2 separate regions of the Mus musculus genome follow, and region 2 is linked to region 1. Evidence: chromatin loops called from intact Hi-C (ENCODE). Cell type or tissue: left cerebral cortex. All regions are shown on one strand. Links, peaks and the distances in the headings refer to the core of each region. The heading gives the core; the rest is flanking DNA.

Region 1 (11,873 bases), core at 1,328-9,327:
GAAGATATCGAGAGAGAGGGAGAGAGAGAGGGGAGAGAGAGAGAGAGAGAGAGAGAGAGAGAGAGAGAGAGAGAGAGAGAGAGAGAGAGACCCTTAAATTTTGAATAGGAAGTAGCTGCAACAAGAGGCACCTGGTGGCTGTCATTTACCATGCTGTGGGCGCCATTGAAAGCATATCACAGGTGTTGAAGCACTTGGTCAGGATAACTGGAGCTGTTGCTTCAATTACACACATGGAACAGACAAGCCAACTAAGGCACAGAGAGATCAAGACACTGCCAGGGTTGGACAGCCTAGTCTGAGAGCATGGGATGTAGCTACAGGCTCTGAGGGAGGCAAAAGAAAAGGCTGTCTAAAGATCTGAAGGGTCCGGTGTGTTTGAGAGACCCTGAGGGGTGCGGCTGGAGTGTGTGATGCTGAGGATTGGGGAAGTGAGTAGAGAGAAAATGTTGCTCAAGGCTTCACTGAGAATTGTGAACTATGCAGGACCACTCTCCTCAGTTTTCAATGCATCAACATCAACTTTGTATCTACTGAGTCGCTGGTAACTGTGATTCCTACAGTTACTGTTAGGTGTGGTGCTTTACAGGACCCACGGTGTTGGAGAACTGTTATGCCATAATGCACCAATCTATGATATTTAAGTCATGGACATATAATTAATTTTATTACATAGATAATATGATTTTAAGAATACACATGAAGTACCAATATTTTGTGGTAGTTTGTATCAAAAGGAAAAACTTGATTTTTTTTTCCTGAAACTGTATTTTTATACACACACATATACAAATACAGAACATCCTCTAGTAGACAGCTAAAGCATCATTTACTAAAAAGTTATGATGTAAACATATATACTAATGTAACCACAAGAGCTAGCATATGTATGATTTTTACCTTAGGTTGGTTAGAATGTATTTCCCTCTGCTTCAGAAAGTATGCCAGTCGCTAAAAGACAAAATGAGGAAACTAAATCAAACACAAGAATAAATTCTTTAGTTAATAGAATTCTCTTACAGCATAATTAAAACTCTAAAATTGTTCCATTTATGAACCTTGAATCATCTCCTCATGCAATATTTCAATTTGGCTCTCAGGGTGTCGCAAATGAGGCCGTGCAGCAATCACACTGAATTCCTGCTGCAGCTAAATACCTGGTATTAAAATAGTTTTAAGTGAACATTAACTACATGATATTTTCAAAGCTGGGAATAAGTGCAAATCTCACAGTGCTGCATAATAGCATACCTCAGGATCCACAATATCCAAGCCGTCGGGAGAATCAGCTAAAGGTGGGGAAGCTCCTGTAACAAGAGACAGTCAAAACATCAGTTCCAGAAGAGGCCATAGCATTTGCTTCAGCACCCATGCCATAAAAAATACGCAGGTCTTAATAGACTCCATCACACAGCTGAGCAAAAGAAGTCATTGAGAAGGTAGCACTTACGAATGTAACAGAAGGTACTGCTAAGAGGAAAAGGCAAGCTACCTCTTCCTAGTGTACTCAAATCCAAGATGTGTAACAACAGTATTCTAAAACTGCATGTGCTCAACTAAATGGGAGTTTCTAGTCCATCTGTTAGCAAATCAAGAAAGAAAGGGGAAACACTTAAGAGCAAGCAAGTTTCTACTTTGGTGGAATCTGTGAGGATCAAATATCAGAAAGCAATACCAATAAAGAATGTGTATCTAATCAGGGCTTTTAAGACATGCAGGTGCCTGCCTCTGTTCCATCAGCACCTCCAGGAGCAGAGTTCTGGAGAGAATTGCTACTAGCATGTAGTTGGAGCCTTCCAGCTCCCTTCTGATAAATGAACCTGTCTTTTCATTTGCACATGATATAACACTCAGGGGTTTATGTAATTGAATCCATGAGGTAGGTCAGCACCAACAAAATAAGATTAATAAATACATACAATGTCCTGAACTTTTATATCTTAAAATATGGAACAGGGGCCATATGGCTCAAGAGAAATTTATTCTAACAACAACATAATACATACATATATACACACATACATGCATGCACACACATATACACAGACACATACATACAGGCATGCACAGATACATGCATACACATACACACACACACACAGTGGCAGCTATTTGCTCTCTGCAATCTGAGTCAAGAGAAAGCCAAACCAATATTCTGGCATATTTTAACAATAATGTTCAAGCCTTGAAGAATAACACCTGACTTGAAAGGATACAAAGTAATGTAGAATTAAAGGTGCATATAGTTTTCTCTAGAAGGACAGAAATTAGAATGTATATGTTAAATCTCTTCAATTATTTTGAGAACTGTCACAAGCAAGGAATCTTCATTGAATCCTGCATAGCTCTGCAGATCTTAACAAGAATGCCTGTTTTGAAATCAGATGTTAGGATGTTGCAGCTTAGTATAAATATATTTTTTATGATTGTGATCATTTGATAACAGGAGGTACTGCAAACCAACCCCACGAGGTCTTACTGAGAAGTCTGTGTTAATACAAAGATGAAGACCAAATCAAATAGAAAAATAGGGGAGGATGGATAGAAATATGCAGACAATTAGATTAAAAACCAAAATTTCAAAAGCAAACCATGAGCAAGATTTTATAAGAATCCAGAGGGGCAGCAGCTGATTGTCTGGGGCTGTCAGTGAGCTGAAGGTTAGACAAAGTAACTGAACATTGTCTAGAAGATGAGCTGGGAACCATAGAGGATACCTGATGCTCTGGAGATGTTAAGATAATACCATGTCTCACAGTGGCCAAGTGCTGCAATTACTCTTTAAGAGAAAACAAACACTGTGTTTTCCCAAGGTTCCCTATGCCTCTAAATCAAAATTCTAATGGAAAAGTCTTAATAGTCCCTGTTTCCAATCATGGCTCTCCATCAATAGCCTAGTTTCCTGCACTCTGTGGCAAACTCCCTGGAGATGCTGATCTGATCAAGGACTTCAGACCCTTCTCCCCACTTCTGACTCCCTATAAACTGCCCAAAAACCAGAGATGCAGCACCCGGTCAGCACCGTGGACAGCGTCCGAGGGACGCTCACCTTCCAATTTCCCTGATAGAATTCTTTCTGTCTGCACAGTTGCTCTCCTCTCTCTTCAGCTGCCCATCACCTTTCAGTTTGGGGGACTTTAAACCCAGTTTCCCTCCCTGTGTTATCTCTGAAACAGACCACTAAGAAGGGTCTTCCCCCAACTCACATAGAGACCATACCCTCTTCAGTTTCAGCAACCACAAAATCAGGACACTCCTGGGGCAAGAATTGTTTGATCTGAGTATCTCTGGATAAGGGGCTGTGGCTTCTCACCGTGTCCATCACTCCGGTTAGACACAAGTGCCGCTCCTCTAAACAGGAGGACAGATGTGAAGGTAGGTAAAGGAAGGAAGCTTGAGAACTACCCTGACGGGTAAAGATCTGCGCCAGTCTTCCACAGAACTCAGTCCCCTTACCTGAGGAGGGAATCTGTAGCATACAGAAGCAGTAGATGAACAGGATTGGAGAATAGTGGGGGAGCGGGTGTTTCATCTTCAAGCTCTGGATTCTCTTTGCAGACCACAGATACGTTCTGTTCAGAGAGGTGATGAGCATTTCCCGAGGGTCCAGAGGCAGAGATGACCCTCTGCCCTGCATCTATCCAGCCCAGGGCAGTAGGAGCCTTTATTGGCAGAATCCTAGAGCCCATTGGCTGAGCACCAATCAGCGTTGCGCAGGAGGACCCTGGCTTTCTCATAAATGTCATGCTGAGCCCTTATTTGTAGAATAATATCCGCCGAGTGTAAGCATTGTAGAGTCATCTTTTTCGAGCCAGCAATACAAATAAGAAGTGGAGAGTCATAATTGTTATTCTATAATGGTTTGAGAAAAACTTCTGACTCAGGGAAGGCCTGTTCTCCTTTCTTTCTAAACCATAAGGCTGGACATAAATCCATAAACTCTTGCATGTGTTCCTAAAAAGCTGTTTATTTTCTCATAGTGACGAATGGCATCTTGTGGTCTTTGGTGCATCTAAGAAGGAATCCTGGATATAACATGACAGATTATATAAAGTTCAATAAGAATTATCCCATGTCTAACTCACTGGAAGTTCCTTTATAGAAAAAAGTAGTTCATCGACATGACTGCCTAAGGATGAGCGGAACAAGGGTGATAGCAACAGACATGCTAATGTGGGCGGGGAAGTCCAGGGAGCCCTCAACCCTGCACAAAGACCTTTGGGAAACTAAGGAAGGCTGAGAGTGGGAGAAGTAGTCTGACCCGGGGAAGAGAACAACAATTAATTATACAATATTAAATGGTTAGTTAGTCCTGAAAACATATATACAAATAGCATATGGGTGGTGGAGGTTTTCTTATGTGTTTATATATATATATATATATATATATATATATATATATATATGTGTATACATGTATATATTAACATTTAATTAGAAAGCAGTCATGGATTTGAAAGGGCATGGACAGATGAATGGGAAAGAAGAGGGAATGGTCTGATTATATTGTGAACTCAGTAAAAGAAATACTTATTTAAAAAGTAATTGAGCACTTGGGAGGCAGAGGCAGGCAGATTTCTGAGTTTGAGGCCAGCCTGGTTTACAGAGTGAGTTCCAGGACAGCTGGGACTACTCAGAGAAACTCTGTCTTGAAAAACCAAAAAGAAAAAAAAAGTAATTGAGTAACCAAAATCTCACTGTCTACAGTCACAGGCAATTGTGATGGAACACTCCTTTAATAGCAGCACTTGGGAGGCAAGGGACAGGTAGAACTCTTGTGCATTTCAGACCAGCCAGGGCCACATTGAGACTTTGTCTCAAAACGAAATAACATACATAAATAATCATGGTTGGAAATTTGCCTCTTTAAGATTATTTTTAGATTCACTTCTACAGACAAGTTATTATTTCAAAGTCAGTAATTAAAAAACCTGGTTTTTAAACCATGGTTACTTAATACTGAAGATGAATTGGTGTCATGTGCTGAGTTCCTACATGCTGGGAACTGCTCCCATCCCCAGGCAGGCTAGCTTTTAATTAACAGAGAAAACTCATAGTACACAGATCTTATTCTAATTTTATGAATGGGAAGACTGGAGCCAGGAATTATTAAGGAACTGACTGGAGGTCACTCAGCTGCTGCAAGAAATTGACAGGAAGGGCAGCTGAATCTGTGTCGGGGGTCCACAGATAATGGGATTTGGGTTGATAAATTGCTTTTAACAAAATGAACCCTTTGGGGAGTTACATGAGATAGAAAAGAAATAAATTAATGAAATCTTCTGCTTCTTGCCAGAATAATCACACATATGTCATCAAATATTTTAGGGATATATATATATATATATGTATATATATATATTTAATTTTACCCTTCCAGAGGTTACATGATAGTCAATTGATTATTACAATGTACATCAAATGTATTAATACTTGTTTCTCTTTGACGCGTTTTCTACATTTTATAAACTGCTTTAAAAGTTGACTCGATCTGCCGAATTTCATTTTAAATAAATGAACTTTGTAAGAACAATTCTGATCAGTGCAGTTCTCAGATTCATCGCAGAAGTTTATTCAGTGGTCAGCAGTCAAGGCAGAGATTCACTCACGGCTGGTCAAAATACAGAGAATTCGTATCTGTGCAATGCTCAGTCACAAATGGGGCATTCTCCTTCCTCCCCAAAGTCTTAGGCACCACAGAGAAAGAGGGCAAAGACCATAAGATCCAGTGGTTGGGAGGAGCACGCTGAAAATGTGCCACTTGAGACCACTGCGCTCATGAGCTGAGGTGACCTCAAGACAAGATCAAGCCAGTCAGCATTCTAGCTCACAACCACACGAGGGCGCTGTGGAGAATTGACCACTTCTGACAGAGGGAAATCAGTTTTCTTTAAAGTTGTGGCTCCCGGTAGGTATGTGCCAGTGGATGACCCCACACCCAGCAGTGTGTGGAAAGTACACATTGGAATCGTTGGGTTATTTAAAAAGAAACCAAACACAAAGTTGGTAAGGGGGTAGGGATGTGTGATGGCTACTCTTGATTGTCAACTTGGTTATGTCTAGAATTACCCAAAACCCAAAATGGTTAGGCCCACCTACAAGGGATTTTCTTCGGAATTAAATCGTGTGAGATGGGAAGACCCACTTCTAATCCAGAACTGAAGATCAGCTGGGACATCCATCCTCATAAACTAAACACTTCTTAATTCTTGGGCTTTCCATTTGTAGGCAGCCATTGTTAGACTACCTGGACCAGCGTTTGCCAGCCATCATAATAAATTTAACAATTAATTATTATTAAATTATATAAATTATTGAATTATATAATTATTATATAATACATTACATTATACACTGTTATAAAATTATTAATTATTAAATTATATGAATTTAATAGATTTAATAAATCATATGTACATGCACACATGAACACATAAGAGATGATAGATAGATAGATAGATAGATAGATAGATAGATAGATAGATGATAGATATTCTGTAAATTCTGTTCTCTAGAGAATCCTGACTTATATAGTGTGGATCTGGCTGGAGTTACTGGGAGAAGTTGAAGGTTCAACATAATCCAAATATATTGTATGAAATTCTTTAAAACTCTTAATACAGATGTTATTTTTTAAAATAATTTCGAGTGAGAGTTTCTCATAAGAAATTATTTGTGTCTTTAAATGTCATATTTTCCAAGCGGGTTTCCATTCATAACAGAATGGGAATAATGAAGTCTCTTTTATCATAATTTTTCTCTTCCCATAGCTCAGCAAGAAATAGAGACTTACATTTATTTATTTTTTTTTTAAAGATTTATTTATTTATTTATTGTAAGTACACTGTAGCTGTCCTCAGACACTCCAGAAGAGGGAGTCAGATCTCGTTACGGATGGTTGTGAGCCACCATGTGGTTGCTGGGATTTGAACTCCTGACCTTCGGAAGAGCAGTCGGGTGCTCTTACCCACTGAGCCATCTCACCAGCCCCCGAGACTTACATTTATTATAATATGTAAAATTTTAGTTTAAGAATAACTTATTTTAGTTACACCCCAATCTGAGACTATGCCATTTTTATTAAAATATGCTCATTGCCTAACAGAAAGTCTTCACTGAATGAAAGTTAAATATAAAGAAGTACTTTTTAATTGTAAACCGCTTACAAGCGCTCGAGACTCCATATGCCCATAGTAGCAAACTTGCATGGCAGCTCTGTTTTCTATCAGCAGCTGCTTCTTGGACATCCGGTCTGTGTCTAAAAGATACACATTTTTTTCCCAAATAAGCCACCACAATGAATAATTAAAAACAAGCATGTTTTGTTCATATTAATTCTCAGACTCTTTATAGATTTGCATATGCATATCTGGTCCACACTAGTTCTCAGCTATTTAAGACAAGAAGGAAATTATCACTTGTAATGTTAATTCAAAAATATAAAGCTGTAAGAAAAAATACTGTAATTATACCATTCTTTGTTACGCTGCTATGGGCAGTGTGTGCCCTCGATGATTAATATTGTGTTGAAGATCTACGCCACAGTGTAACTGTACAGAGAACTGGAGCCTTCAATAGACAGTTAAATGGAGTTATAAGAGAGATTTCTTCTAGCCTTTCCAGCACACAGAGGAAAGGCTATGAGAGCCCACTGTGGGAAGGGAGATCTTCCAGCCACAAACCAAGGAGAGCGGTCTACCAGAAACCCAACATGCACAGCTGTGAAAATATTGATCTCTTCTTTTGAAGGCCCCAATCTATAGTGTTTTATTGCAGCTACTCAAGCAGAAGGAAGCAGACACAAAGGGATTTCCTAGTCAAATCAATAAAAGAGTAAAATCAAGATGTGGAAATTGGAAACTCTCATACTACTTTCAAGAGAGAGACACAGAGAAATTGGATATCAGTGCAGTACCCTAGAATCCCAGAAGAGGGCACTGGACCTCCTGCAGCTGGCGTTACAGGTCGTTGAGAGCCACCTGACCTGGGTGGCCAGTGGGAGCTGAACTCAGATTCCCTAGACGAGCAGGACCGGCTCTTAACCAATGAGCCATTTCCCTAGCAACAGACCAAAGCCTAAGTGGAAAGATGACTATACAGGACACTGGCAAAACCTTACAGCGTTGCTGGAGAGCAAGCAAGAACAAGTGAAAAACTGAAGCAGTGTTTACCCGAAAAGATTTGATGCTGCCAGAGGTTTAATGAATGACAAACTAATCTACAAAAGTAGCTGGTCATAGTAAAAATTCAAAGTTGCTTTTCCACCAACTTCTGAAACACCTAAAATTAACTTGGGAAACAACATATTTATTGGAAAGAGGTGGGGAACTTTGATCAGACTTTAAAGAAAACAATTTTCAGGTGTAATTTTCTTAGGGGGGACCAACCCTTTACCAATGTCACAATGCTCTCTAAAGTAGCAGTGATTGTGATACTGTGGGTGACTTTGTTATTGATCTACTTATGAACAATGGGTAATAAAAGTGGAATAGAGCCTCTTTAAACACACCCATCAGTTTAATAATACAGAGAAAAGGTCACATCTGCGGTAATGCCAAACTAAATGTTGTTATGGACAAGTGGCCAATTATTTGGCAAAAACAAAACTCCATTTTCTATTGCAAGCTATAAATTCCAGCACATTAATGAACTAAACCTAATATGTGCTCATGTGTGTGCACACGCACACGAACAAGCACACACACACGCACACACACACATGTACTGTGAATGCCTCTCTATTTTCTGTATGCTATGCTGATACATCCAGAACCTCTTCTGGAGTTGTGGTACAGGTCAGTGGCAAGGTACATGCACAGCATAATTTTTTTTTAAATTAAAACCCCAACTTCATGCCTGGAGAGCTCTCTTCCCATGACTCTCAATTCCTAGAGGTCACAAGACTCAGCCAAGACTCAGCTTAGATCTGCAAGGTCTCCTCCAAGAATGCATGGCTTGTTGGCTTGATTCCCAGCCTGTGGCAATGCTGCAAGGTGGAGGACACTTTAGGAGATAAACTCTAATAAAAAGAAGTTAGGCCATTGAGAGTCAGTCTTTGAAGAGGAAATCAGAGGGCTCCTTCCTGTCATTTTTAGATCCTGGCCTCTTGGAGATAAACATCTTTCTTCCATTACACCCTCAAAGGAATGGGGCCAAGGTAGCATGAGCTAAACCTTTGAGTCAAAGTAAATCTTCCCTCATTTTTGGTTGTTGATCTGGGCTATCTTGCATAGGGAGTGGTTCTGATGCTAAAGTCCTGTTCCCCAATTGGTTCTTGATTGATCAAAAAAGATGCCAGGGGTCAATTGCTGGGTGGAAGTAAAGAGGCAGGCCTTCTAGATCCCCTCAGGCAGGCTAAGAGATGCAGGAAGAGAAAGGTTGATTTTTGCCATGCTTCAGAGGGAGAAAAGGTGACCAGCCATGTGAGATCTTGGGCCACTTCCCCAGGTGGGAGATTAGAAATGCAACTAAGAGGAGGCAGTGTTGGGTTGTTGATTAAGGAGAAGATAACTGTGCAACTAAAGTTGAGGGCAGCTTTAGGGTGCTAAGCTAAGAGTATTGGGAAAGGCATGCTAGCCACAGGACATGAGAAACACCCAGCTATTGAGCCAATAAGGCAGGTTGAAAAATAAGCTAATGTGTGTGTCTTTCACTCATGGATCCTAGGGAATCTGGGCAGAGCCCCATCTGCCTGGAGCTTAAAGAGAGGTAGCAAAAACTACACACTACATTGTTGCTGTATGGAAAATGGACTGACTCCTGCCTTTCATGTGCAAACTAACAATCTAGAGCTCATGACTATTCCACTGGGTCTCAACACCACAGAGGATGCTCTGACTTCAGCATCCCAGAGGGGTGTCGCAGACATGCAGGAGGCCCCACTCTTTCCTAAAGTCTGGAAAATTATTACAGTATGGTGCCCTGTGCCTCTTAGTAGTTCTGCCTTGCCTTTCTTTGTTCAGAAGCACCAATTAGCTTCAGTCTTACCTTCACCTCTGCATTCTGCTTCCTGGCCATTCTGGTGTCTTTGCACATGGTCCTTTGTGGAATAGCATACCTCTCGTGTCTAGGGCAGGTAAGCACAGATGTACCTTGACTTAGGATAGGGTTAAAAATCACATAAGTTGAAAATGTATTTAGCATATCCAACCTACTAGATATCCTGGCTTGGCAGCTGCACACCCTTTCCCATTGGGATCATGAGGCTGACAGGGAGTCGTGTCTACCAGTGCCCAGCATGCTGGCAGCTCAGGAAAGCATTAAAGCTCAAACTCAGTAGTTTCTATTGGGCATGGATTGCTTTCATGTGATCATAAACAAACAAAAAGGCACAAGTTTGGTATTGTCTGTAAGATAAAGTTTTCAGATTGTTTTGTCCCTTTGTGTGTGTGTGTGTGTGTGTGTGAGAGAGAGAGGGGGGGGGTAGAGAGGGGAAGGGGAGAGGGAGGGGGAGGGGAGAGGGGGAGAGGGAGAGGGAGAGGGAGAGGGAGACTGTGTCCATGGGTAGACATGTGTGGGGACACAGATGTCATGCACCTGTGTGGAAATCAAAGGACAACTTGCAGGTTCTGTCCTTCATCTATGTGGGTCCCAAGGATGGAACTCGGGTTATCAGGCTTGGCAGCAAGCATCTTTTACCTCCAAGTCATCTCGCTGACTTAAAACTTCGTTTGTGTAAACTTTGTTTGGTCCTGTCTCCTCTTAAGGTCATCCTCGCCTGACTAACACTTCAAAGAATATAAGGGTTGTGAGTGTGTCTCAGTGGTGTGGTGTTTGCCCAGCATGCATAGAACCCCGAGATGAAAAAAGAAAAAGAAAGAAAGAAAGGGAGGAAGGAAGGAAGAAAAAAAGAGAAGAGAAGAGAAGAGAAGAGAAGAGAAGAGAAGAGAAGAGAAGAGAAGAGAAAAGAAAAGATAGAGGTATGGACACACATAAATCTTATGTTAGAAAATGGTAGTGAGCAAGCCTGAAGAGCTGAATTCATCAACCATGTTTTTTTTAAAAGGCAGTGTGTAGGGGCATAAGTCTTCAGTCCCTGAACTCCTAGAGTGATTTGGGAGATGAAGACCAAAACATCCTTCAGAACTTTATGAGCCTGCCCATCTGGAACACTCAGCAAAGCTGAAAGCAATGAGAGTCCCAGTCAGATAGGCTGAAAGGCAAACTGACTAGAAATTATCCTTTGACTTCTAAACACATAGGGTCTGTCTGAGGAGACCAGAAGAGGGCTTTAGAGCCCTTGGAGTTGGATTTACATTTAGTTTTCAGCTGCCCTACATGGGTGCTGGGAACTCAGCTTGAGTTTTTTAGAGAAGCAGTGTGACCTCTGAATAACTGCGCTTGAGCAAAACTTAAAACTAGTAGATTACAAAGGAAAAGTTGTGTATTTTATCTGGGTTACATAATTAATGTGAGCAGGCAGGAGATAAATAAGTATTAGGAATTCAAAACGGCTCTAAAAATCGCATGGGGGGGGATGGATTTCACATCACAGACAAAATCGTAAATTAATTGACTATTAACATGTACACATATGCGGCTCTTTAAAAATTTAAGTAGGTTCTGCATGCATTAATGGAGTATGTCCTTTATAACATAATTAATAAAGGCAAGTTATTTAAAAAACCGCATTCCACATGCTCTGATATCAACTTCTGATTACAAACCTAAGCAAGCCATCTAAATATACAGGTCAGCAATTTGGCCTGGCCTCCAGGGGGAGGTCCTTAAAGCATGGGCTGAGATTCAAGGGTGCGGACTTTACAGCAGGGGCTGGGACTCCAAGGAGCGTCCTTACAGGATGAGCTGGGCTCCAGGGGGCGGTTCTTATGCTTATCTGGAACACATGGAGTCAAGATTGAGCGTGGGCTGGT
Region 2 (11,873 bases), core at 1,849-9,848, 74 kb after region 1:
CCCACTTCTCAGCCATGTCCTCCCTGCTTCTGGTGCCAGCTAGGTGTTTCCATCAAGTGTTGCATGTAGCCTTTGCTGGATTGTGCTACCAGCCCCTACCCGCTTCCCTTGAATCCATGGATTAAAGACACACAGGCAGTTGTTCTGTTTCAACTGGCCTTTTGACACAATTACTGGACGCTACTTTTCTCCCACCTGGAGAAGTGTGCCCTTTATCAATATTCTTATCTCCACACCTCTCTACCTGCCCTAAACTTTAGTTGCTCAGTTACATCAAGTCTCAGCTAAACATCCCCGGCCCCTGCCTGTATGGCCACTCCACCGGAGATCTCCCTCAAAAGCATGGCACACTGCCTCTCCTCTCCTTGTGGTCTCTCTCTCTCTCTCTCTCTCTCTCTCTCTCTCTCTCTCTCTCTCTCTCTCCCTCTCTCTCTCTCCCCTTGCCTCCAGAAGTCCCACCTATCCCTCCCGTCCAGCAATTGGCCCATGGCTTCTTTACTGACAGACCAAGAACCAACTGGGGAGCAGGACCTTAGCATCAGAACTGCAGAACCTTTGTCATTTGCCGTGTGGGTTGCCATGAGGTTTGTGAGACACTGATGCTCTGGAAGTCCTGTGCTGTAAGAGCACAGTCTGCCATGGAGATGAGGGGCATAGCTGGATACGTACGTGCTCCATGCCATGTCCCTCCAGCATCTCCTGCCATCTCAGAGATCAGATAGAAAGAGCAATACCAGCTTTAGGAAGATTTAGCCTCCTAGGTACATCAACAGGGCCGTGGGGGTCAATATTCTTTTTGTTTCCTTCCCTTTCCCAACAGAAACTTCTTTCCTTCAGTCAGCTGCTGGATAGAAGAACGGCTCTCCATTATGTTACTGCCTCCAGCAGGACAGCTGGAGTTCAGGAGTGTACACATGGACATTGGTTGTGGGCTTCTCCTGTGTGCTATGGAGCTTGTGGGGCCTGGGATGACACTGATGGCACCTGTAAGGGTCAGACTGAAGTAACCCATGCACCCTTTCCTCTTGTTCCCCCCAGGAGCATTTTCTTCCATTGAAGAGATTCCTGAAAATGTAGTCCATGACCATGAGAAAAATGGCCTTCCACGCCTCTCTTCCTTCAGCAAAATAGGAATTCAGAAGCGGTAAGGGCAACTTCTTCAGAGGGGAAGGGGAAGGGTGATTTTTCAGCAAAACCCCAGGCTCAGTCCATACTTGCTGTGTGGTCCACAGGGCTCCAGATTCAGTCTGTACTTACTGTGTGGTCCACAGGGCTCCAGGCTCAGTCTGCACTTGCTGTGTGATCCACAGGGCCCCAGGTTCAGTCTGCACTTGCTGTGTGGTCCACAGGGCTCCAGGCTCAGTCTGTACTTGCTGTGTGGTCCACAGGGCTCCAGGCTCAGTCTGTACTTGCTGTGTGATTCACAGGGCTCCAGGCTCAGTCTGTACTTGCTGTGTGATTCACAGGGCCCCAGGTTCAGTCTGCACTTGCTGTGTGGTCCACAGGGCTCCAGGCTCAGTCTGCACTTGCTGTGTGGTCCACAGGGCTCCAGGCTCAGTCTTTCCTTGCTATGTGATCCACAGGGCTCCAGGCTCAGTTTGTGCTTGCTGTGTGATGCACAGGGCCCCAGGCTCAGTCTGCACTTGCTGTGTGATCCACAGGGCCCCAGGCTCAGTCTGTCCTTGCTGTGTGATCCACAGGGCTCCAGGATCAGTCTGTCCTTGCTGTGTGATCCACAGGTCTCCAGGCTCAGTCTGCACTTGCTGTGTGGTCCACAGGGCTCCAGGCTCAGTTTGTGCTTGCTGTGTGATGCACAGGGCCGTGGGGACCATGGGGCCCACTGTTTTGTGTTGGCATGCAGCAGCCAACAGTGTTCTTAGTGTCCTGTTCACTGCATATCTCAGCCTCCTGAGAACTTCAGAATCCCTTTCCCAACTCGTCACAAAGGCCATTAAAGTGTGCATCCGATTATTGCCAGAAGTGGGTAGCACTTTGTGTTTCAGTTTTGTTAAGTTCTTATGGATTCCTTACTAAATAGGATCATTTCTCCATTATATATATATATATATATATATATATATATATATATATATATAAAAGTGCTGTACACTTTGCCAGGGTACCATGCCCACGTCTGCATGTACTTCCCACTGGGGTAGTAGTGTGTTCAGGTCCATCACAGAAGACAAGCCCCTTAGACAATGGCAGTATAGTCAGCAGCGGATGAGAGGCAAAGTTCTCCCTTTTAGCTGTAAGGTGGCTTTACAGAGCCAGACTGAAGGGGTCAGAATACAAGAACTGCCCCTCAGTGTCAGGTCCAGCCTGGGCTTGGCCCTCCTTGCTTCTCAGCCCTTTGTTCTTTGTTGCTTCTGGCCTTGGGTAACTCAGTCTTCACAACTCTACAAACTTAGGCCAGAAATTGTCCTAGGTGTGGCCTGGGCTCTAAGGGAATCTTCATGGGGCTTGGTGAGACTGCATAAATTAAGACAGGCAGCTCATGGACAACAAAGAGCTTCTGGCTTTCAGGTAAGTGCGCCATGGGGGTAGCGTTGCCACAGACACTGCTATCTCTGTTGCCCCTGCCACACCACCACAGGCCCTTAGAGCCCGTGCCCCTACTGTGCTGCTGCTTGCCTGGGGCATCTTCCTATGGGAACTGTGTGGCCTGGATCCAACTCTTCCCTTTCATTTTTATAACCCCTGAGAGTTTGGGCTGGAATCTTTAAAGCTATGCCCATAAAATAAGCCTCCAGCCTCATTAAATACGGACTCACACTTCCAGCCCTAAAGATTTCCTGCCCAGGAACCAAACTCGTAAAAGGTTTTGAAGTTTCCAATCAGCCAAGTAAAACAAACCTTTGATTCAACAGTTTCACATCAACCTCAGAGGCTTCCTGGTTTGCTAAGCCTCTGTTTCCTCACCTGTAGAATGGGTTGGTAGCAAAGTTCAGTGCATCGTACTCAGAGTGCACTGTGCACTTGAGACATACTCCGCAGGGCCTAGCCTGGTGTGACTCTCTCTCCTACCCTCTTATCTATTACCTCTTGGAGCATTTGCCTCATCTCTGACCTTATTTTTTCTTCCTCAGATTGAAAACATACTTCAAGTTTTTTATTGTGAGAGATCCCTTTGAAAGACTGATTTCTGCCTTTAAGGATAAGTTTGTTCACAATCCTCGATTCGAGCCTTGGTACAGGCATGAGATAGCCCCAGGCATTATTAGAAAGTACCGGAAGAACCGGACAGAGACCCGGGGGATCCAGTTTGAAGATTTTGTGCGCTACCTGGGTGATCCAAACCGCAGGTGGTTAGACCTTCAGTTTGGGGACCATATCATCCACTGGGTGACCTACGTTGAACTCTGTGCGCCCTGTGAGATCAAGTACAGTGTGGTCGGACACCATGAGACCCTGGAGGCAGATGCCCCGTACATCCTGAAAGAAGCTGGCATAGACCATCTGGTGTCATACCCCACCATCCCTCCGGGCATCACCATGTACAACAGAACCAAGGTAGAACAGTACTTCCTGGGCATCAGCAAACGAGACATCCGGCGTCTCTATGCCCGCTTTGAAGGGGACTTCAAGCTCTTTGGGTATCAGAAACCAGATTTCTTGCTAAATTAATGTGTCAGACCCTTGAATATTGCCAGATCAGGGGTTGGCTAGGTGAGATGTGAGCACAGAAACGGTACTTCCTCTATCGTGTCCCATGGTTCCGTTCACGGATGATGTTGGGCTCTGATTACCTGCTCAGGTGACAGATGCTCTGATGACCCCCTCCCCAGCCTGTGTCACCCCCATAAAAGGTTAGGAAAGACTGGATATTTGCAGACAGATGGACGGACCAGGAGGACGTGTTAGGAGCCTGCTTCCTTCAGCTGTCATGTCATCGGCACCGTGCCAGCTAGCCAGTGTTAGGGTAGTGTCACCCGTGACCTGTGGATTGTACAGACCCAGCACTTTCAAGAGAGATGGGATGCTGAGTGGCTGCAAAGGTTACTGGGACCCATGCAGTGTCGAATCTAAGCCAGAATGATACCTCTTTCTTTCACCTTGACACAGCAGTAGCCATAGATACAGATCATACTCTCCTTGAGCTTGAGGCCCTGTGACATTTGGTGGTCATAATCACAAAACAGTTTGAGAAGTCTGACCTTTCAGGACCCAGGCTAGCCCATTCTTTGGGACCTCTGACCCTACAAGCACCTGCTTCATTCTTCTCTTCTGGAAAGTGAGGGTGTTATAGGAACATCACCTTTGAGGACTTAGAACTTGGCACAGGGAAAGAGGAGGAACCAGCCGGTCCTGGGAACTCAGGCTGCTGTGAAATCGGGTACTGTTGTCTTTGACCCCTGCTTTTGTCTTCGACTATCCCATCAGTGTGAGCAGCAGGGGCATTTCCACCTGTCTCCTGAATGAACCTCCCTGTCCTGAGAGGGGAGTGAAGAAAACAAAGCATTTCCAGCGGATAGAGACATGCACTTGCTGACGTGTCAGGACAACACACAGGCGTGCCATGCCTGTTTTGCCGAGTCCAGTGCTGTTTACAGACTGCCAAGTCCGTTCATGTCGCAAGATGGGATCCTGTGGCCCTGAGCCTAATAGTGCCACCATCCTCGACTGAAAGACCACAAGTTGGATAATCAGATTCATCAGCAATAAAATCCTGGGTGAGGCCACCTCTGGTGATGTCATACAGGTAACAAGTCACCAATCATGGCACTGAGGCCAGCCCCAGCAAGAAGAAAGCCACAGCCGCAGTCTCGGCTGCCAACCAGCAGCAAAGGGCTATTAAAGATGATGGGGCAGTTTCTCCCAGTGAGTCCCTGGCCCAGGGTTGCGAGGAATCGTGCTAGCTTCTCCTCAAGGCTACAGCCCTAGTCTCAAAAAGCCTTTCCCGAACTTGTAAATGTGAAAGTAAAATAAGATTTAAAATGTGTGCCAAATCTGACCCATGATCCCCAGGGGAGGGGGCTCCAGGACCCCTGGTAACTCTTGAGGCCAGGGATCGGGCTACAGACTGGAAGGAGGCTCAGCCCTTCCTTGTGAACTGATAAACTGTAAACGTGATGTTGGGTTATTTGTTAGTGAAGTTTTAGCAAAGCCTACTTAAAAATCCCTCCCGGCCTGAATTTGCTGATCAGAAATCTCTTTCCTGTTTTTTTGACAGGCAACAGTGTCAATAATGTGTGTGTGTGAGGTTAAGGTCTTCAAGTCAATCTTGATTAAAGCAGCATTTTCTCTCAGAAACAAAAGTGTATCTGGGTTTGATTGTTTGTTTGTTTGTTCCTGGCATTCTGGTCATTTTCCTAACACACTTTGCCAAACAAGTAAATATTTCTACCACTTACATCTGGAACAGGCCACCTCCACACATGGCTCCTAATTCCAGACAACCAGTATCCCCAGAGTGGTTCAACCTGACACCCCTCTCCCAAGGACTTTGAAGATCCTTCTTGTCTTCAGGACCATATTCCTCTTCCCCTTCGTTCAAGGAGGCCATCCTTTCCCTGTGCCCTTGGACCACTGCTATATTCAGACTTTGATCTCTCTTCTTCCCTCACTGCTCAGAAGCAGCTCAGAGGGAGCGTTGCACCCCCAAGCCTGACCTCAGACCTCACATCAGCCCCTCACACCTGATCTGACATGGGGTCTCATGGCTGAGAAACCATCTTTTTTTCAGGAAGGCAGCAGCATGCTCACCTCCTAGACTCACTGGGGTAGTAGAGTCACCTTCACAGCTCTGCAGGATGGACCTGACCCCTTCAGCTTAAAGCTTTGGAAAGTGCACAAAAGACTGTGCAAGACATTGGTCGTCCGGTGTTGGCAGCCTCAGCTGGTTCCCTTGTAGCTGCAGGAAGAGAAGCAGCTCTGATCTGTGGGCCCCTGGTTTTCTCAATGCACACTGGCTATTTGCAGCAGCCTGCTTTCTTCCCTCCTGCCTGGTTTTGTCTGTTTTCTTTAAGGCTGGCAGGCAGTTTCATCCCTATTCCTGACTTCTGTATTAGTTCTCTAGAGGAACAGAACTGGTGGGATATCATTCTCTTTCTGTGTGTATGGATAGAATGTATACACACATGTATCTATCTCTTATCTATATATCTATATAGGTGTCTTAGGGTTTCTATTTCTGCACAAAACATCATGACCAAGAAGCAGTTGGGGAGGAAAGGGTTTATTCAGCTTACACTTCCACATTGCTGTTGATCACCAAAGGAAGTCAGGACTGGAACTCAAGCAGGTCAGGAAGCAGGAGCTGATGCAGAGGCCATGGAGGGATGTTACTTACTGGCTTGCTTCCCTTCACTTGCTCAGCTTGCTTTCTTATAGAACCCAAGACTACCATCCCAGGGATGGCACCACCCACAATGGGCCTTTCCCCCTTGATCACTAATTGAGAAAATGCCTTACAGTTGGATCTCATGGAGGCATTTCCTCAAGGGAGGCTCCTTTCTCTGTGACAACTCCAGCTTGTGTTAAGTTGACACAAAACTAGCCAGTACATATGGATTTACTAGCATGGCTTACAAACTATGGCCCAGCTATTTCTGCAGTAGTTATCTACCAGTGCAAAGTCCAGTAGTTGTACTGTGCATGAGACCAGATACCTGAGCTGATCTAGTTTTTGGAAGAATCATGAAAAAGTAGGCTCTAATGCCACAAAGGAATGGTCTTGCCAGAAAGAGCGAGCAGGCAGAGAGAGCGAGCGCCCCCCAGTGTCCAGCAGAATGTTGCCAGCAGAAGGTGTGACCCAGATTAAACGTGGAACTTCTTACTTCAAAAGGTTCAGATTAAATTAAGAAAAACCCTTCAGTGGTGTGCCCAGCTGCTTGGGGTTTAGTTCATTCAGATGTAGTCAAGGCAGCAACCAAGCAGAGCTGTAGAGATGCAAAGCTGGATGCAGAGATGCAGAGCTGTAGAGAGGAGCAATGTTAGGACCTCAGCTCACACCCACACTCATGTCATGGTTGAGGAGCCACACCATTATGTTCTGTCTCAATGTATCCTCCCATTTCTTGCCATCTTGATCTGAAACCTTCATATGCTGGCACCTTTTGCTTAGTAACTAAACCTCGAACTCTTTTCTCTGTGTTCACAATTACCCATGCAGGTGGATCTCAGACTGTAATGGTTACTTCCTGAGAAAGTCATTGTAAGCTGAAAATACCCTGAGTCAAAAAACTGAGTACCTTAGCCCACGGGCATGGTAGCTTAGCAACACAGCACCCAGTGGGGCATCCATTCTTACTTCTGTCATTGGCCAGCCGGCAGCTCCTGCTGCTGTTTGGCGCTCCATGTTGCCAATCTGAGGTAAAGGATCAATATCCAAAGTACAATTTCCACTGAATGGATATTGATTTCTCACCATCAGAAAGCCAAAAAGTCAAAATATCCTAGGCCAAAAAAAAAAAAAAAGTCCTAAGTTAGAAGCTGTCTGTATAGAAAGTCGTGAGAAACCACACCACTCCTCTAGCACTCTGCCCAGAAATTTTAGCAAAATATTTGATCTGTTCACTTTCAAGTTCTACTTGTCACCCAAAATTCCCAAGACAGACACACTCCATCCAGGCTCTTTACCACTCCATTCAACAATGTGTTTCTGACGTCTCTCTGAGACCACCCCAGAATGGCCTTGACACCACATTTCCTCCGTGTGTGTGTGTGTGTGTGTGTGTGTGTGTGTGTGTGTCGCACGCGCGTGCGAGCGTGTGCCTGTGATGTGTGTCTGAGTATATCTGTGTACCATGTATAGGAGCACTTGAAGACCAGAAGAGGTTATCAGATCCTGTGGAAGTAGAGTTACAGAGAGGGTTATGAGCCATCATGGGGGCTGCTGGTGTTTGTTGAAAAGCAGCTTGTTCCTGGACAGATCACACCAAGCCAGCACAGTTCCCATGAAGAGAAGTCCTTTATTGAAGGGGGGAGTCGGGTAAGAAGTGAGAAAGAGAAAGAGAGAGATGAGGCCTCTTGTCTTTTATCTGGGCTGTGATGTAGGTGACCCAGGTGATGCAGGTGAGGCATGTGCTGCTGTTGCCATGGCAACAGATGCAGAAGGGTCCTTGTTGCCTAGGGGATGACATCATTGCTGGATTCTGAGGCTAACTATAAACAGCTTCTGATGCTAACAGCTGGGGACTGAACTCAGGTCCTCTGCAAGAATAGCAGAATCTGTTAGTCACTGAGCCATCTCTCCAGGCCTCAATTTTTGTGGTATATTCTCTAAGAAGATGGAAGCTCTCTCTATGTCCCCTGTTCTCAGAACACACCCCAAGAATCTCCTATAACAGCCATACCTGTTGCATACACTTCAGAATTCCTCCATCCCTGATTTGTGCAGCTGCTCCCACATTGTTAAATGTGCAATACAGCAGCGCCTGTTTCTCAATGTTGATGCCTCTCCTACTCTGCCTTGTAGCTTAGATTTTTCAAAACCTACATTTAATATGGATTCGAAAGTGTTTTAACCTCCCTTGTAGCCCACCACCCACCAGAGGTCGTGGAAAAGAAAGGTTACCAGGATACGGGGGAAGTGGACCTGTTTAGAAATCATTCTTTGGAGCAAATCCAATCTGCAGCATCAGGAAATCAGCAGTTTAGTTCACAGGAGTCAGCAGTGGCAGCTCGATCTACTCATAAACACTTCACGAATATACCAGCAGTCCAGTTCAGTACTGCTGGGATAGCAAACATGAGTCAGCAGATATGGCACAACCTAGCAGAAAGACAGCTAGGCCTCTGCTGAGTCAGCAGGAATGGTTAGGACCAGCAAGGACTCCAGGAGAAGTTCTTTGTGCCTCTCTCAACAAAGTGAAGAGCAGCAAAGACTTGAGACCAAGAAGCATTGCAAAGCTCGCTACGCAAGCCCCTGCCACTGTCCATTGGTTCCTATTTATACTCCCTCCAAACATCATGTGTCCTCTCACAGGTCTTGCCTCACCACGTGAGTCTGTCTTAGCAAAACTCCAGGTGAGTCTGGATCATCTGACATCACTCTGCCAATCAATCTGGGTCTGCAGATGCGGCAAGAAGCCCCAGAATGCCACCTAAGGTTTTTGGTGTGTTTCTTTCTATGAAGTCTTGACAAGCAGGGCTCTGCAATGCAGCGTAAGGCAGACCAAGGCATGCATGTTGTTAGCAAAGAATCCATCCTTCATCACGCATCCTTTTACATGTTTGTTTTAGTAAAACATCCTCTCACCTGTGTCCGCTTCAGAAAAGCATCCCTTTGACATACTGACTTTCCAAAGGAACCAGAACTTCCCAGCTCACTACCTGGGGTACTGGAATCGATCACTATACAGTGGGAAGCTTAACAGGAGTATTCTGTGTTCACTGGACCAGAGGCTAGAAAGTTCCAGATGAAGTGCAGACAGGCTCTAACCTTGGTGACTTGCAGGTGGCTGTCTTGCCATCCTCAAAGGCAGAAGGAGGGGTATGCTCTGGTCTCCCCATCCCTTAAAAGAAATCTTCAGAGCCCCACAATCATAACTTCTTTTGAATCTATCTCGCAGGCAGGGGTTCCCATCCTATTGGGATCAGGGGATCAACATGGGGCTTTTAAAGGGTTTAAGTCTTAACAATGATTTCCTAGGACTGAGAGTCTGTGCTTAGCACTGTAGCTTCCAAGCCTCAGAACTGGGCTCCAGAAGCACGGAGATGTCTGAGCATGTCTATATACTATCCAGTGTTTCCATTAGGGAACTTCATTGACTCCCTTGGTACTTCTTTTATATTGGTGTGTATGGTGGTTTGAATAAAAATGGCCCCATAGACTCACAGGAGGTGTGGCTTTTTGGAGGAAGTGTGTCACTGGGGGGTTTGGGGTTGAGGCTTTGAGGTTTCACTTAAGCCAGGCCTAATGGCTCACTCTCTCTTCCTGCTGCCTGTGGATTCACATGTAGAACTCTCAGCTACCGGTCCAGCACCATGTCTGCCTGCATGTCATCATGCTTCCTGTCATGATGATAACAGACTAAACATCTGAACGCGAAGCCAGGGATGGAACGCAGGTGATCAGGCTTGGCGACAAGCCCCGTCGCTGGTTAAGCCCTTTTACTGACCCAACAGTTGCTACTTTCTAACTGTGTATTCTCTTCTGTTTGCTTATTACTCTTTCCTTAGAAAAGTACTAGAGTCTACACTTTCTGCCGTTCCTTAAACTAACAAGTTTAATATATACTTTGGTGGGGGGGGGGGTCTTTGTACATGTTAAAAAGACTGATATGTGAGCATGGGGCAGCTTACTATCACATCACACTGCTTTGGAAATTGGGGCATAGGAATCTCCTTTCCAGCTGGCTCTGCCTAGAATTAAGACCCAGAGCCCTGGATGAATTCCTCCAGCTGATTAAAAGAAGGGAGAAGTATATGTCTCCATGTGGAATCTGAATGAGCACAGAAGAAGGAAGGAAATATGGCTACCCATTCCAGCACTGTCCTGGTAATGATATATTTAAGTATGCATAAGTCAGAAAAAGTTCTTAGTGCCTGAGTGAGAACCCATAAGCATCACTTCAAAGTCCTTGCAGAGAACACGCTGGATATCCAAGTGCTGGCGGGGAGCATTCCGTCTGCCTTCCTCCTTGGTTTGCACATGATAAACGAACGTGTAGTGCCTAACTCAAACTGAAAAGCTTCATGCCAGTACAGGAATCAAGTCATACTTCTCAAGAGGCCACACGGGTGTGTATACTCACAGACGATAACAGGCTGTATTTTGTTGACATTTGAACATGGTGTTTGTGGTGGTTTGAATAAAGATGGCTCCCTGAGGCTCACATGTTTGAACGCTTGGTTGCTAGGGAGTAGTCTATTTGAGAGGCACTAGGAGGTGTGGCCCCAGTTAAATGCTTTCCTTTATAAGAGTTGCCTTGGTCATGGCATGTCTTCACAGCACTAGGACAATAACACAGGGTCTCCATAAACCTCCAGTCATGTGTTATCTGGATCCTTCCTTTCTCAGAGCCCCAGTAAGTCTCGAAGTTTCATCCTTGGACTCCAGACCTGGGCTATGGACAGTGAGTGGGTTTCCAGCATTATCTGTCTTTCCTGGCTCTAGCGCTTTCTGCCACCATAGATCTGAATGCTTTCTCCAGAGACTTGTAGCACCCGACATTCCCTATTACTCTCTCCTCCACTTCAGACAGAATCCTGTCTGATTCCTGTCAGCACCCACCAGCCCCTGCAAAGAAATTACATATCTATCTGTGTACATATCTTTCGTCTTTTCCTGAAGTTTTGTGTTCCTAGGGTTACAAATTCTGAGAATGGGTTCTTTCCCTTGGTATCCAGAGTATCCTAGGGTCACCCCTGTTGTGCAGCCTGTTGGTTACATCATAACACAGGTGGATAGTGTGTGCAAAGGGAACACAGCATTTCCCTTGTCCATTCAGTCCTTGATTAAAAATTTGGGTGCTTCTGGTGTTACCCCCTATTCCAGTGGTTGAGATGGCTATGAGTACATGCATAAGTCTTTGTATGGATAGTAGGTTGTCTTGTACAGTAGGATAGCTGCTGGGTCACAAATGTTCATTCTATATATGTGGTGCCGGGGATTGACCCCAGAGCTAACACATGCTAGCCAGGTATTTTGCCACTGGGCAACACCCCAGCCCTCCATATTTTTATATGGAAAGAAAAAAAAAATCAATGGTATGACTTTGAGGAAGTTGCTAATGTACAAAACTAGAAACAATGTCAATATTACATGGAGGATAAAACAAAAGAGAGAGAGAGATAGGTAGATTACACAAATCGACTCATGAGGAACCAGGATTCATGCCAGGCAGTGATGGCACACGCTTTTAATCCCAGCATTTGGGAGGCAGAGGCAGGCAGATTTCTGAGGTCAAGGCCAGCTTGGTCTACAG

The links. Hi-C counts contacts between places; a loop is a spot of excess contacts. Peaks named below come from ENCODE experiments on the same cell type or tissue, not always from the same donor. Only the 100,000 strongest peaks of a DNase experiment are listed, where the experiment ranks them.
Region 2: a loop joins it to region 1, with 4 times the contacts of the local background. A loop is called at or near these places in 20 of 42 quality-filtered maps.

Annotation. Positions count from the first base shown.
Region 1 is chr1:38,930,945-38,942,817 of GRCm38, reverse strand. Nms (neuromedin S) reads right to left here and starts at 3,669. Exons shown (of 10, transcript NM_001011684.2): 1 at 3,457-3,669; 2 at 1,252-1,307; 3 at 901-951. The coding sequence starts at 3,532. In left cerebral cortex, for the core only: CTCF peaks have their summits at 5,833 (motif pointing right) and 7,923 (motif pointing right); a DNase peak (open chromatin) is centred at 5,871.
Region 2 is chr1:38,857,252-38,869,124 of GRCm38, reverse strand. It overlaps Chst10 (carbohydrate sulfotransferase 10), which reads left to right. Exons shown (of 7, transcript NM_145142.2): 6 at 1,039-1,144; 7 at 3,090-5,253. The coding sequence ends at 3,627. Among named protein-coding and RNA genes, the nearest start is that of Lonrf2, 27 kb to the right of the region's middle. In left cerebral cortex, for the core only: a CTCF peak has its summit at 6,714 (motif pointing left); DNase peaks (open chromatin) are centred at 6,721 and 8,067.